Regions from separate parts of the Mus musculus genome. Here region 2 is linked to region 1. The links are chromatin loops, found by intact Hi-C in ENCODE. Cell type or tissue: left cerebral cortex. All regions are shown on one strand.

Region 1 (8,000 bases):
CATCTGTGGAACTCTCTAAGCTTTAACTGTTGTCTACAGATCAGAAGTGACACACCACTCCACAAATTGTGCCTAGCCCAAGGCCCCCCCAAGAAAAGAGCAGTTTTGATTCCTTCTGTGTTCCAGTCACCACAAACTAAGGTGACACCACCTTCTCCCCCTTATTAGAAATGTGAGCTTCCTGTGGCAAAGAGCAAGCACCTAGAGAGAAAAGAAATCTCTCCCCAGACCCTGCACAGCCAGCTCTGGTAACAACCATTGCTTCTTTCCTTATGAATATACACATAGGGCCGTGAGGTTCAGTGAGCACCTGCTTTGTAGAGACCAAGGGACAGAAAAGCCTACACAAGATGACAAGCGAGAAGAGAACCCAGACCTTGGTGTCAGTGATCCCCAGCTGGTAAAGCCTGGAAGTTCCCAGGTCCCAAGGGTTGAACCCTGAAACCTGCCCAAGCCAGCACCCTTCATCCCATCCAGACCAAACAACAGAGACCTCCCAATATCCCTGCCAATCAGCCTCTCTCTCTTAACCCCACCTCACCCACAATCCCAGGTCAGACTCAAGCCTCCAGGCCCAACAACAGAACCTGCCAGAAGCAAGCCATTCATAAGCAAGCCTCCAGTTCAGTGAAGGCCCATAGGGAGAAGGGGAATCAAGACCCAGCTATGTGTAGGACTTGCCCTCTTCCCTTTCTCTAGCCTTGAAAGGGGTTAAAAACACCGCAGTCTCCCAGCCCCAACTTTGGGGAGAAGGGTCACACCTCCAGGTCTGTGAAAGTCCTCCCTATAGCTGGGCATGGTGGCAAACGCCTTTAATCCCAGCACTCGGGAGGTAGAGGATTTCTGAGTTGAGACCAGCCTGGTCTACAGAGTGAGTTCCAGGACAGCCAGGGCTACACAGAGAAACCCTGTCTCGAAAAATCAAAAAAAAAAAAAAAAAAAAAAAAAAAAGAAAGAAAGAAAAAGTTCTCCCTACAGCAACCATTTAAGTGTGCTACTTGGGCACACTCAGATCTTGCAGGACTCCAGATGCAAGACAGACCCTGAAATCTCCCTCTCTGGCTCTCTGGGCTGCTGGGGTACTGGTATCAAGCAGGAGGACAACCCTCTCTCTTTCCCTCCAGGGGCTCTCCTTTGTCAAACAGGAATCGGCTGGCCTCATCTCTATGGAAAGGCAGACACAGCCAAAGGGCTTTAGGGGGAGGGGTGAAACCCGCCAGAATATTAGGATTAGTGACTCTCGGAGTCATCGCGTTTCCCACAGTCCTAGAAGAGAATTCCCGGCGTCCACTAGGAGTTTCGAAGTGGGCGGGTCGCACCTGGACAGTACCCGGCTGAACTAGAGCTGCCTAACTCTTCTCTCCACCTCCCAGATCCCTTTAAAGAGCGACCCCCGAAGGGCGGGCCACATGCCTCGAATTTGCTTAACTCTCGGCCAAGTTCCCTTCAAGGGGCCAAGAAAAGCAGCTTCAGCCAGCAGAGCGGACATTTTCCTGCCCTGCCCTGCCCTGCCCTGCGGCCAAACGCGTGTCTTGGCCTCCACAAAGGCCACACTGGAGCGACCACCGAAGTGGGGGCAATGAGAAGGCGAAGAAGACTCCAACCCAGAGGCTATCCAGGAAGGCCCCCGAGGCAGCTGGTCCTGGGCTGGGGTCCGGGAGGAGGCGCAGGCCAGAGAGGGGGCGGCGCCCGGCCCTCCCGCTCCCTCCGGCCGTAGCACCCCACCCGGCCCGGCCCCTCCGCCGAGCTGCGGGTAACAGTAGCCACCACTCCACCTCATCCTTCAACGGCTCCAACTCAACCTCCATGGGCTCCGGTCGTCTGGCACGCAGCCGGGGACGTGACCCCCAGCGTGGCACGCACCCGGTTGGAAGGGACACTCGGGGACCCGGGCCTAGACGCAACACTGCAGTGCTGGGCGTTACACCGAGGCTGGAGTCGCCCTCCACCAGGCAGCCGTAGACTGGGGAGCCGGCGCACACAAACCGTTCCCGCGGCGGTGGTAGCGCGCCCTAGACTGGGGGACTTTAGCCAACTTCGCGCCTTCGGGGACCGCCGCTCTCTAGAGCGGGAAGAGGAGACCGGGATGTGACCTGCTCTGCACTGACCCCTGAGCCAGAAGCTCCGGCCAGAGAACCTGGGCCTCCCGCGGCCCACGCTCCAGTCAATGCGCCCCTCAGATCGCACACCCGAGTCCCTCCTGCAGTGCCGGGACCCTCACCTGGGACATCTGCGGCCGGAAGTTGATGTCCTTAAGGTCGATGGAACCGGGGGAGAGGTTGTGCAGCAGCTGGCACAGAAGGACGCCGTCGCGCAGCGCCTGCGCCAGGTCGAAGACCACCGCCGAGGGCCACACGACGCGGTGGTTGGGCGGCAGGACCTTGCAGTCGATGAGCCAGCGGCCGCATTGCCGCCACTGCTCCATGGCGCCCGCGGCGCCTGTGCGCTCGCCGCTGCGGCCGCTGGCCAGCTGGCTCAGGGTAGCGCTCCGGCCAAAGTGCGGTGACCGCGGGGCATCCCGCCCGCCCGCGCGGGGCTCGGCCGCCGGGGCGGGGCTTCGCGCAGGCGGCCCCGGGTCCCCGCTGCGCGGCCGCACGGCCCTCCTCTTCCTCCTCCTCCTCTTCGGGCTACTAGCCGGCCGCCGCTCCCGCCCACGTGCGGCCAACCGGCGCTCGCGGGGCAGCGTGCGGGGTCCCTCTTTCACACACACAAGTCCGCTCGTGCTCCGGCCGGGGCTCCACGCCTCCTGCAGTCGCAGCGCTTCTCGATCCGCCCCTCTGGGCGCCGCATTCTGAGCTCCGGGCGCCCCGCTTCGGCCACCGCTCCTGCCCCACCCGAGACAAAGGCGCAGCGGGTCGCTCGCTCCCTGCGTCCGGCGCCTGAGCTGCTCGCTCCACCGTCGCTTTGTTCGCCGGGCCCGCGGGCTCTACGCCACTCGCGGGGCACTGGGACTCCGAGGCTCCGCGGCTCCTAGGCGCTGGGGGTGCAGGGGGCGCGGCCACGGCCGGGCGGGGCCGGGGGCGGAGCTGGCACCTTCACCCGGCACCTCCCCGGAGACCCAAGCACCGCCTCCAACCCGTCCTCCCACTTCCTGCCCCTGGGCCGCCAGCGAAAGTTGAGGAAGGCGGGGCTCCTGAGCAGGCTCCCCGCCCACGACTTTCCCTAGGTGCACGTGGAGGCTGGAGGTCTTTCTTGCGGTGCGATGAGGCCGCCGCACGGCAGAAGAGACTAGAAGATGACCGCGGTAACGCTGGGTGCCCTTGCAGGGTCTTTCGGCAAAGATAGACCCCAGAACGCGAACCAGGCTGGCCTACACACCCTACGCCCCTATGGCCTCTTCCAGTCCTCTGTCCTTGCCAGGGTCCGCAAGACACTCCGCCTCCACAATAACGGAGAGAGGGGGAAAAAAATCCTTCACTTTCAGCCCCCTTGATTGTCTAGTGGGAGGTGCTGGAGAGATAGACCGTGTTGTGTCCTGAGGACATTGTGACAGTGGGAGGGACTTCAAAAGCATAAATAACTGATTTTTGTGATTAAAATTAATTTGCTCTGGACAGTATCAGGAGCTGTGGGTTCTTGGTAAAGAAGAAGGGAACCCCACAAAGCCAAGTCTTCTATGAGACTGGTGTCATGAAAGGGAGCTAGAAGAGAGGAAAGTGACCAGTTTCCAAGAGCCGAGCTTTTGTGGGCGGTGTTCTGTCAGCCCCTGCCTCTCTCAGTTTACCTGGGCCAGGGAAGGATGACAGATCTGTCCCCTGCACCCAGGGAAGTCCCTCCCAGAAAGGCCTCTCTCTGCAGGAAGTCCCATCACCTGCCCCACCTAAGGAGGAAGCATGAACCCTAATCCTAGAGATCCGGCAGAGAAGCCAGGTAGAGCCTTCAGCCCCTCTACTTCACCTCTGAATAGCTTCAGGGGAAGGACCTCCTGCGGACTGGGGGTTAAATCGTCCAAAGCACAGGGCTACAGGCAGACCCTCCAGCATCTCCCTAAGAGTCATTCAACACCCTGCACCAAAGGGAGGAAAAAGAAAGAAGGAAAGAAAGGAGATTGCAAAGCTGAAAGCAAAGCACCCTGCTAAATGCTGCTGCATTCATGCCTTGGCGTGTGTACCCAGGGAGCTCTCTCACAGAAAAGAGGCCTCTGTGCTCCCAGCACTCCAGCCTTCCTGCCTCATCAGAAGCTAAGACCAGGTCTAGGACAAACGAATTTTGCCATCCAATCAAGCGTTCGTCTGCTGCCCCCTGGTGGTCTTGAGGGCAATGGCATCAGCTGACAGCCTAGATGCTACAAAAGAGGGGTCTGTCTGTCTTTGAGGGGCTGTAGTGCAGAGCATATAGTGGAGTTAGCATGTCAGTCCTCCAAGTCAGAAGATCCAGGCCTCCTGGCACCAGCAGAACTCTCTGGTACCCAATTCCTTATCTGGCTAGTGGGGACATCACTCATCTCGGAAATAATAGAAAGGATGAATGAAGAAAAGCTGGGTGGGAAGTATTCCAGGTGTCTGTTGTGCATGTGTAGGTCAGAGTTCACGAGCTCAAAACAAACATGCGGAGGACTGGTAAAGGGGATCTTTCTCCTCACCCATTCTCTCAGCCCAGAACTGTTCACCAGGATTGCCCTCTGGAAGTGTCCAAGAGAAGTGTACCTCCCCACTTTGGTCATGAGCACCACTGAAAGCCACTTGTGCTGAATACCAGAGCTCTGCAGTGAACTGAGCAGACGAAACCCTGAGGTAGGAACTGTCAACCCCAGCCACATGTCTGGGATGTGGGAAGTGGGCCACCAACTAACCATGCACGAGGCTTCAGAGAAGAATGCCCCTGGAAAGGGGTAGCAGGTCTCCTGGGAGCTCTTACGGGATAGGGGCAAGCATGGCTATGGAGAGCCAGGCCTCGTCCAGAGGCAGTTCTACATCATAACGGAACTAAACATCTCTGTCTTCCCAGTCATGAGCTGGTCAGCTACAGCGTATTCTTTTATGGACTCTGATGTTAACTCCCCACTTCTAATTTGCCAGCAAGTTTCAGATTCTGAGCACTGCCAGCTCTGCCACCACCAAGGTCTATGTTCCTCCCCTTGGGTTCCTCAGCAGCCCGCTTCTACCTTGCCTTTCAGTCTGCCCTCCACAGCCAGCAAGGACCGAACCAAATCTAGATGCAACCCTGTCACTCTGTGACAGCACAAAACAAGCCCTTTGTGGTACTCAGCTCTCTAAAGATAAAATCTTTAGGCCTAGGGCTCTTTAAAAGAACACTGTTTGACAAGCATGAGGCCCCATCTCTAGCCCTTACAGCAGCGATTCTCAACCTGTGGGTCTGGACCCCTTGGGGCTAGGTTGCCTAAGACCATTCAAAGACACGGATATTTACATCATGAATCATAACAGTAACAAAAATTAGTTTTGATGTAACATAATATAATTGCAGTGAAAAATAATGTTATGGTTAGAGGTCACCACAACATGAGGTTGTGTTCAATACAGTTGTATTAAAGGGTCACAGCAAGCCGGGTGTGGTGGCGCACTCCTTTAATCCCAGCACTCGGGAGGTAGAGGCAGGCGGATTTCTGAGTTCGAGGCCAGCCTGGTCTACAAAGTGAGTTCCAGGACAGCCAGGGCTACACAGAGAAACCCTGTCTCGAAAAAACAAAAAGAAAAAAGAGAAAGAAAGAAAAGAAAAGAAACAAAGGGTCACAGCATTAAGAAGGTTGAGAACCACTGTCTTAAAGGAAAGGAAAAAGGAAAAAAAAAATGGCAGAATCTCTGCCGTGCAAACCCCCTATGACACAGCTTCCTTCTCTGGCTGCATCTTCTATGCCGCTCCTAGTTTTTTGCACTTCCAGTTTATCTGCCTAGAATTCTTCTACCAGAGAGAGACTTGACCAAGACTCTGGCTAGCAGAAAATGGATTTGAACTAGGTTCTCAACATGGAGTCCATTTTCCCATTGCTCCCAGCAGAGCTGTTTGTTTTTACTCCAGGCTGACCTGACCGTAAGGCTTAGGTGTCAGCAGGAGAGAAATCACAGAACACAACCTGTCTCTGCCCTCCAGGGCTCCTGCAGTGTCCCAACGACCCCCACGGTGAAACACTGGTCACCTGGCAACGCCAGGACAGGTCTCTGACCAGATCGCAAGTACCTCTGAGCACACAGCTGCCTCAGAGAAAGCATCTACAGACACTGGACTGTCCCAGAAACTGAGGGCCTCCCCTCCAGACCAGTCATTTTGACTCTTGGTTCATGTGTCCCCAACAAACACCCAGACACATTGCATGCTCTCTGTGCTTTTCATCAAAAAGGCCACCATCGAAGGTCTCTCGCTCACAGGGTCCAGCAAGGCTTCGAATTCAAAGGAATACCAGCATTGGCCTTCCTTTTCTCTACCACCTGGTCTACAGCCCTGAACCTTTTTTTACATCTTTTTACTGGTCCCTCAATCCATCTACCTGGCCCTTTGGATACTTAGCCTCTGATCTACTTAGTCCTTCATTCCCCTGCTCAGCCCTCCCGTGTCCCTTCCCTCTGTCTTTCCTTTCACATGGCTCAGGCCAGCCTCCCACCTGTCCATCACTACCTGCCCCACTCCTACCCACCCACTTATTACCTGCATCCACCCACGCAACCTACCAACTGGACCATACTGACTGCGCCCTGGCTTCCTTTCCGGAGAAGGGGAAGTGGATGTTTTGGTGGAGTGAGGGATTTCTTCTCACATCCAACCCACATGAACACACATTTTGCAAATTCCATTTGGAGCTCCATCAGGCAAATTCAGCTGTCACAATTTCCCAGGAAATTATAGGTGTAGGGAAAGACCATCTGGCCCGCCCTAGAGACGGAGCACGCCTTGCCTTGCTGGGTGATGGGTGTGGGCGCTCTTGCTTTTCCTTTGAAAAGACAAAATGGAGACTTTTCACTGCTTGTTGCTTCAAATTCAAATTTAAGCCAAAGGCCACAGTCTAGAGACTGACCACTTCACTGAGGTCTCTGAAATCTTGCTGTGACACAGTCGTGACTTGGGCACCTGCCGATGACTGTGCAAACCTGAGGACAGCTCCCCTGAGACCTGTCCTGAGGCTTTAGAGGCTTCTGAGAAGACCCTATCAGAGAGCACTGGGGCCAGGACACTGTTCAGCTCTCCGCATGAGGCTTAGAGGCAGAGTTGGGGTGGCTCTGATTTCCACAGGAGCCCTCATCACAAAGCCACAAGCCACCCGGATACTAGGTAAATGGAGCTGGTCCAGTTGCACCCCCTTTGGCTGCATATGAATAACAAGCACTAAGCATGTTTCCAGACAGGCTCAGCGGACCACGGTGGCTGCTGGAAATGTTGGCTCTTAGTAAAATGAAGTTGATACCCACAGTGTGACGAGCACAGCTGTGAAAAACCTGTCATGCTGCTTCCCACCCTCATCAGAGCCTGAAACCTTTCTTCCAACCCAGAGGACACTGGGTCCTTCCACTCACCTCCAGCCATGTCACCTCAAAGACGCACAGCCAAAGGAATGTGCCAACCCCACCTGCTCCAATACCTCCCTAATAGGACACAAACAAGTGTCCCAACCAGTATTTGTCACCCAAGAAGAGATTTGCATCCCTTAAATGTAGCCCCCAACCTCTACCCACCTACTGCTCTGGCAAGCCCCCTTTTTTCAAACAAAGTTGTTGGTTTTTTTTTGTTTTTTGGGGTTTTATTTTATAAATGTGCATTGGTGTTTTCTCTGCATGTGTGTTTGAAGGGACCAGATCCCCTGAAATTGGCACTCCAGACAGTTTATGTGGGTGGTGGGATTTGAACCCAGGTCCTCTGCAAGACCAGCCAGCACTCTTAAGCTCTGAGTCATCTCTGCAGCCCCTCTGTCAGTTACCTTTGAATTTGCTTTGGATATACTTATCATAGACACTTCATATAGCTGCAGTCACACCACTTGTGGCCTTTAGTGCCTGTTTGTTTGTTTGTTTGTTTGTTTGTTTGTTTTTCACCTTGACTATAGCTGGGGT
Region 2 (8,000 bases), 84 kb before region 1:
CTGCCAGAGGGCGTATGTCACAGCAACTCAGCCTGACAGAGAAGATGCAGCAGAAACGGGGTGCACTGACCCCGGCGAGTACTGCAGTGCCCTGACCCTGAAGCCAGATCCCCATTTTCTCCTCACAAAACTCATAGCAAATGCCTATGACGATCCTGGGTGCTATGAGGGCCTGAACACTGGCTGCGTCTGTAAGGGCATAGCTGAGAACATTTTAGAAAGGTAGATGTCACCTCCCAGTACCTTCCCCAGAGGTCAACATACACAAGAGTTAGTGTGAAACATTCTGGACAGTTGCTTGAACAGCTGGAGAGATGCAGAGGGTAGATCAGGGCAGTCAGTGGGGGAGCCTGACCCAGATCCTGGTTCCAAAGGTGCTTTAACACTTGGGCTTTTCTCTAAAAAATGACTGCATTTTTCCCTTGTTCGTGAAGTGATCTAGGCCCAGAAGTGTCTCTGAAGCACTTTCCAAGTGCTGAAAAATCTGGCAACATCTTAATTATATAACCCGAGGAGTCCAGGGGAAAGAGTCAAGTGCATTCACAGCCAGGGATTCCAAGCCCCTCGGGAAAGACTGCAGGAGGAACCACTGGGGCAGAACGTGCTTGGTATACACTGCCTGTGAGAGTATCAGCTTCCCAAAGGTGGAGCGGACAGTACTGGGCGTACAAGTCTAGGCTGAGGATGCAGCTCAGCAGTTACAAGCACTGCTGCTCTTCCAGAGGACCCAGGTTTGGTTCCCAGCACCCACATGGCAGCTCACTGTAGAGAGACTATCTTCTGTATTGTACAGAAGCACCACCTGTTAATTAAAGAGCCTATGGCTTAGACAGGAAACAGGGGGCGGGACATCTGAGGAGAAAGAATTCTGGGATAGAGTTAGGCAGGAGATTAACTTGGGAAGATGTGAGGAGATGGATGCCTGGTGCCTGAGCATAGGTAAGCAGCCACATGGCAGAAGAAGTTAAAACAAATGGGTCATTGTTAGTTATGATCTAGTCAGAGTAGCGCCTAGCTATATGGCCCAGGTATTTGTAAATATATTTTGAGTCTGAGACTTTATTTCTGGGAGGAAGGCCAGGTCTATCTTTTACAACTTACAAAAGTCTGTAACTCCAGTTCCAGGACTCTCTTCCAGTGTCCATAGGCACCGTATAAACATGGCTCACAGACATACATGAAGGCAGCACTCACACACATTCAAAAGTAAAGTTAAATGCATACTCATTGAAAGAGATGGCAGACACCAAACGACATCTCAGCAGCCACTAGTACTGACCACCCACACCCCACATCCTCTACCGTATAGATGTAAGCTCTACACAAACCTCCCTAAACACATTATTCAAACCCAAGACATATCCAAGGTAGATACACAAGACCACTCAAACTCACCATGCCATAGCTACCACCATTCCGGAGTTCAATCGTGCAAACCCAGGGAGCTGGGGCTCACTCTTAAGAAACAAAAAATGTTCTAAAAAGAGATTAGACTAGTTTGAATGAGCTAGCATGTGAAGCCATGACACTTTCCTTTATGCTCCTCAAGTAAAAGTCAAATGTGAATGTAGGTGGGTGGACACATGGATGGATAGATGGGTAGATGTATGGGTTGATGGATAGATCGGTGAGTGGGTGAGTGGGTGAGTGGATGGCTGGATGACAGATGAGTAGACTGGATGGATGGGTAGATGGGTGAATGTTTGTAATGAATAAGCGGGTAATAGAGGAAAGATGGGTAGGTGGATGAATGGATGATTGGGCAAATGGATAAATGGGTGAGTAGGTGGATAAGCAGGTGGTAGACAGATGCATGAATGATGGATCAAATAGTAAATAGATGAGCAGGCAGTAATAGAAGGATAGATGAATGATGGATAGAGAGACGCACGGAGGAGTAAATAGCGGATAGATGGTGAGATGGACTGATGGATGCATGGGATAAGTGGTGGGTGGATGGATGGATGGATGGATGGATGAGTAGATGGATGGGTGGATGAGTAGATGGATGGGTGGATGGGTGGGGGGATGGATAGGTAGATGGACGGGTGGGTGGACAGACGGATGGACGGACACTGGGTAGTAGAGATGTAGGGATGGTGGTTAGATGAGCATATGGTGGGTGGAAATGGAGTTGATAAATGAGTGGATTAGTAGATAGAAGAGCAGATGGATAGATAAATGATACATAGAGAGATGGATAGATGCATGGACAGAGGGATAGAGATGGACTGACTGATGCATGGAGTAGGTGAGTGAGTGAATGGGTGAATAAGTGGATAGATAGATTGGTAGATGAGTGGGTAGATGGATGCATAGATGATTGGATACATAGATAGGTGGATGAGTGAGTAGTGGGTAGATTGCATGGATGGTAGATAGGTTATTGGTGGAGCAGGTAGTGTATGAGTGGGTAAGTGGATGGATAAATGGAAGATGGAGGAGCTAGAAGGGACTGACAAAAGAAAAGAAGTTCACTGTCTTAGTTTCTCTTCTGTCATGAGAAAATGCCCTGACAAAAGCAACTTAAGCGAGAAAGGGACTACTATTCTGGCTCATAGCCCAAGAGTACAGTCCATCACGTCGGAGAAGTCAAGGCAGCAGAGGCCTGAGGCAGCCAGTCAAGCACATCACAGTCAGAAAGCAGAGAGCATGGATGCCAGTTCACTTCACTTTGTCAATTATACAGTCCAGGACCTGAGAACCCTCAGTAAAAATGGGTCACACACATCAGTTAACCTAATCACGACAATTCCTCGTCTGAATGCCCACAGGCTAAATAATCCCTCATACATGTCCCTGTTTCTTTGGTGATTCCACATCCTACCAAGTTGACAACACCTGCTAAACACGACAAAGTCTGTCCTTCATGATTCTGTTAATGACCACTTCCTCCATGCTTTGTGGCAGGCTTAGCTTACTGTGTCTAGATAATGAGAACTGGAAAGAAAAGGACAGCGCCCCAGGACTGAACAGTGCAGTCCGAGCATGGGCATCTACGGGCTGTACCTCACAAGCCCACAAGAACCAGCTGCTGATAACAAAACCTTCCTGGTCCCAGCTGTACACTCCCAAGTCTTGCACATGGTCACTGAGGTCTACCCAGTGGACAGTAGACATTAAGAGATCCTCCTGCAGGCTACCTTTGTAACACCTCCTCTCACCCAGTGTGACCTCAAAAGCCTGTGTTAAAAGTGGCAGGGCCACCACTCACCATTGGCCTGGATCCCTGAAGGTCTATATGGAGCAGTTACATCCCCTCTGCCATGTTTGCCCACCCCCAACCCTCTGTGATGTCCAACCATCTCCTATGGAAGCTGCCACAGTCTAGAACTATCTGTCTGGATAGACAAAACCAACACGAGGCAAGGCTGACATATCTACACAGCACCTTAGTCTCCCACTATAACTCCAACTGTGACTCTCAGCTAGTGACTCCTCTACCCAGACATCAGTAAGAGCAATCAATCCAACCAGGCAGAAGCAATCAGAACAGAACTCCACTGCCCCAGCAGAAGCCGCTGCCCTCAGAAGGATGCAGGAGCTGACCCTGCCAGGGATTCTGGCTCCTCTGAGCCCAGGCTGAAGACAGTATACAAGGGCTAGGGAATGTGCCATCTGCAAGCCCCGCTTGCTTGGACAGACTGTGTGATCAGAAGAGTTTCCTGTCCGCAATTCTGCTGTCATTAAGGATCAATAAGCAGGAACTGCTCAGACCCAGCCCAAGCAGCAAACTCTCCTTATCAGCCACCACCATTCATCTGAACGCACTCGTGGGAAGAGCCAAATGGCACGATTATGAAGCTCATTTGAATATGTTGCCCCGGAAACTCACCTATCTGCCGTGGGAATCTGCAGCCCACACTGCTACATATTCAGGGACAAATCACCATAAATTGCTTTCCAAGTCCAGCTTGCATACCCAACCCGTTTTCTCGTTTTCTAAATATCAAAAGCAAGGTCAGTAAAAACTTGGCGGTACTGCCTTTGGAATGACAATCGCCAGCAAGAAGTGATTAATTATGAAACGTGTATAATCAGAGCTCTGCACTCAAGCTTCCAGCAGGAGGAGGCAGCAGAAACAAAAGCAAACAGAGACGCAGCCATTTCTCATTCCCAGCATCTTGCTGGAGTCTCATTATGCCCAACACTGGTGTTTCTTGAAGGGATTCAGCAGGTTGGGAAAGACAGGATAAACCAGTCCTCAGCCACAGGGCAGCTGAGCGGCAGAATGAGAAATACCACTGACCAATGATGAGTGAGGGCACCAACTGAAGAGTGGTGGGTATTACAGTAATGGCTGGACGTTCTTAGAGGAGCTGCCTGGGTGGGTGGATAGAAGGAAGGAAGGAAGGAAGGGAGGGAGGGAGGGAGGGAGGGAGGGAGGGAGGGAGGGAGGGAGGGAGGGAGGAAGGAAGGAAGGAAGGAAGGAAGGAAGGAAGGAAGGAAGGAAGGAAGAAAAAGAGGGAGAGGGAACTCAGGATCCCTCTGCCAAGCCTTCCTGATGAAGGAAGAAGAGAAAAAGATGACATTTTGAGTGCCACTTTGGCCTGCAAACCCAAGTTGGCTAACCCAGCCTTCAAGATTTCCACACTGCACCTATCTTTACACACACACCCTAGGAATGACTGCTCTATTTTGCATTGAGAACAACAGAACCCAGAGAAACAACGTGACTTCACCAAGACCTTGTAGTTGTGGAGGCCTGAGCCTGGCTATGGCTGAAAGCCCAGGTCCTAACCATGTAGGAGCCTAAGGGCAGATATAGCCATCTCCCCAAAGTGGACAATGGTCCCAACCCAGACAGACTCAGCTGGCTACAGTGCTGGAGGAGCCATGTTGTCCTTCTAATGTCTGTCCCACTCCTAATTAGGAACACGAAGCTGCGGATCCAGCCTGGAAGGTCTTCTTGACCACACCTTGCGCATAGCACAAAAAGACCAAAGGCAGGGATTAGACCCAAAGGACATTAGGGTGACAGAGACATTAACCGCACCTGTGGGATTTGGGTGGTGAGCTGGTCAAACATGGCTTAGACCTTCATACCCAGCTAATCACGGCAAGAAATGGCAGCGGGCTGGGCCTGAAGAACAACAACCCTGCCTTCCTCCCTGTGTTCACAGCTCCTGCAATCCACCCTCCTGTGTCTCCATGGGCTGCACTGGGTTGGGGCACACGGTATGACTCTGTAATGGGAGGTGGGCAAGCTGGTGGTGGAGTGACCACAGTCCTCAGTACTTCACACCTTCCCTGTCCCACTGCAATGGGCCAGCCAGGACACTGTGTAAGAGGGATCTGTCTCAAGGTGGATGGGAACAGGGGCCTAGGAAAGAAACTGAGATGCGCACCAGGGCAAAAAGTCAGACTAGGAGACCTTGGAGACAATCACAGCATTAATCTTAGGAACCAGGAAAGAAGAGGCTTGGGGGGAGGAGCCTATCTGCCCTCCTGGATGATAGGAAAAAGCTGAGCATTGTCTGAGCACATGTCCCTTTCTGGGCAGCTACTTCAAATGGAGAGGTTCCAAAGGCCTCTGTTAGACAGAGACAGTAGCTCAGATGGAAGCAGATGAAGGATGTGTAACTACATTAATACTCATTAAGTGCTTACTATTTGCCGAGCATGTTATAGAAACTATTTTAATTAATCTCAGATTGTGAATAAAACTGGCTAAGAAATATAAACTAGGAGAAACGTAAGGCCTGGGCTCAGGTCCTGCCATTGACTGACTGCACATCTCCCTGAATACATCCCTATCTGTTATACTAGACATAACAGATCATGGCACCCATACTGCATTACCTCCCTGACCTCTGTCTATGCCCAGGCAGACATCACTAATCAATTCTGGTACTCATTCCTACTAAAACTGGGGCTACCTACATAGTGCACCCTTTGCAGTGTTCCCAGCAGCCACTGTTATCGGATACATGATCTACAATAAAGAAACTGTCCTCTTGGGAAGCTCCTGGACAGAACAGCCACAGGGTTCTCATGAGCACTGACCAGATTTGCAAAGCTCTTGAGTGTTGTATCTGAGACAGTACCAGACAGGGCTGGGTTATAGCAATCCCTACCAGAATACTGCAGCAAAATCCTCAGAGGAAGGAGCTTGGCCACCATCTGGTCCACACCCTTCAGTTAACAGACAGGAAACCTAAAACCAGCTCTGGAGATGACAACAACCAAGAGGCCACCCAGCAATTTCCAGGCAGAACCCAGTCTAGGACAGAGGTTCTGCCTGCAGCCCAAGGCTCCTGTCTGCTGGCATCATCTGTGCTCAACACGACGGTACTTTCCCAGTCTCCTGCAAATTTCTTGCCAGGAGGGCTTCCTTTATTCCCTCAAATCCCAAGGAGGCAGTTCTGTGGTGCTTCCATTTACAAAGGAGCCACCGAGGTTCCTACACAGCCCTCTGACAACCGGACCCCACTCTTTAACCCTTGTTGCCCAGAAAGGCCAGCCGCCCATCTGGATGTGAGGATGATGACAGTGGCACAGCCTCCAAAACCACAGCCCGGTCGCCCAGCCAGGATCTGCAGCCCAATGAAGGGCGGGAAGCCCATCCACCCCATCTGCCTGGCTATGACCGGCACATTCACCATCCGTGAATGCCAGCTCACTCATTCCCAGTAATTCTCTACCCCCACCTCGGAGGTACCCTGCATGGGTACCAGGATGCAGCACCCTCTGCTCAGCCAGTTGGCCAGTAGGGAGCACACACAGTACAGTTACACTGGACAACACCCAAGCTCAGCTGATGGTGCCTGTTACATCCTTCCATGATATGACCCAAGACAGATGAGGTTCCACATCCCATAGCACAGGCCTCTGCTGGGAGGGACAGGGTTCACAAAGGAGACTGGCATGTTGAAGTTTGGTCAGGTTGCTATGCATTGTCATGCTAAATGTGGTCCCCAAGGTCTGGTTGCCTCAGAGACAAGGAGATCCTCATGTATACCTCACAGCTTGGCCACCACTGCCTGTCCAAGAGCTCCCACTTCATACTCCCAAGAGAATGCACGCTCAAGTGCTGAATTCACACATAGACCTGTTCACACACACACATGCACAAACATGCTCACACAAAGCTTGTGCAGACACACACCAAGACATACTGACAATTCACTGACAGCCACATCCATGAATATAAGCTCACACCCTACATACACATGCTGACACTAGCTCACATAGGCAAGTGCTCACACTCTAATTTCTTTGTGTGATGTATCAGTTATTATATTACTGTGAGAAAAGCAACTTTAGGAATTATTTCTTTTGGCTCATGGTTTTAGGATACAATCCATCATGGCGGAGGGAAGTCCCGGTGGCAGGAACTTGGGGCTGCAGCCAGGAGTCAGGGAGGGATGAATGCTGGTACTCAGCTCACTTTCTTCTTTTTATTCCACCCATGGATCCCAGCCCATGGAAGGTACCACTCATCTCAGGCTATCAGCTTACCTCCCTTAGCCTAGTCTAGCAAATACCTCAGGGAATGCCCAGAGGTTTATCCTAGGTGATTTCAAACACTATCAGTTGGAGAACTAGTTTCAACAGTCACCCAAGATTCAACACCCTCTTCTGGCATCCATGGGCCCTGGACACACATGTGGTGGACAGACATGAGTGCAGGCTAGCTTTTTCAAATTTTACTTATTTTACATGTACAGGTATTTTGCCTATGTGTATGTCTATGCACCATTTGTGTGCTGTGCCTGCAGAGGCTAGAAGAGAGCATCAGATCCCACGGAACTGGAATTACGGACCATTGTGAGCAGCCAGGTGAGAGCTGGGAATTCCTCTAGAAGAGTAGTCAGTGCTCTTAACACTGAGCCATTTCTCTAGCCCCATACACAATGTATTTATTTTAAAGGACAGAAGGAGGCAAGGATGGCCACAAGGAGGGAAAGGCCAAGGCTGGTCTGGTGGAACCTTCTGCAGCTGGACGGACTCCTTGAAGCTTCAGGAAAGAAGAGTCCTCCACACCCCAATTTTAAAAT

The links. Peaks named below come from ENCODE experiments on the same cell type or tissue, not always from the same donor. Only the 100,000 strongest peaks of a DNase experiment are listed, where the experiment ranks them.
Region 2: a loop joins it to region 1, with 2.1 times the contacts of the local background. A loop is called at or near these places in 2 of 42 quality-filtered maps.

The regions. Positions count from the first base shown.
Region 1 is chr2:27,424,055-27,432,054 of GRCm38, forward strand. It overlaps Vav2 (vav 2 oncogene), which reads right to left and starts at 3,554. Exons shown (of 28, transcript NM_009500.2): 1 at 2,222-3,554. The coding sequence starts at 2,425. In left cerebral cortex, a CTCF peak has its summit at 4,245 (motif pointing left); DNase peaks (open chromatin) are centred at 2,690, 3,064, 4,215, 6,787 and 1 more place; H3K4me3 peaks cover 2,439 bases; H3K27ac peaks cover 598 bases.
Region 2 is chr2:27,340,319-27,348,318 of GRCm38, forward strand. All of the region lies in intron 2 of Vav2 (vav 2 oncogene), which reads right to left. Among named protein-coding and RNA genes, the nearest start is that of Vav2, 83 kb to the right of the region's middle. RefSeq lists an enhancer at 3,650-3,886. In left cerebral cortex, a CTCF peak has its summit at 4,061 (motif pointing right); DNase peaks (open chromatin) are centred at 3,882 and 4,064.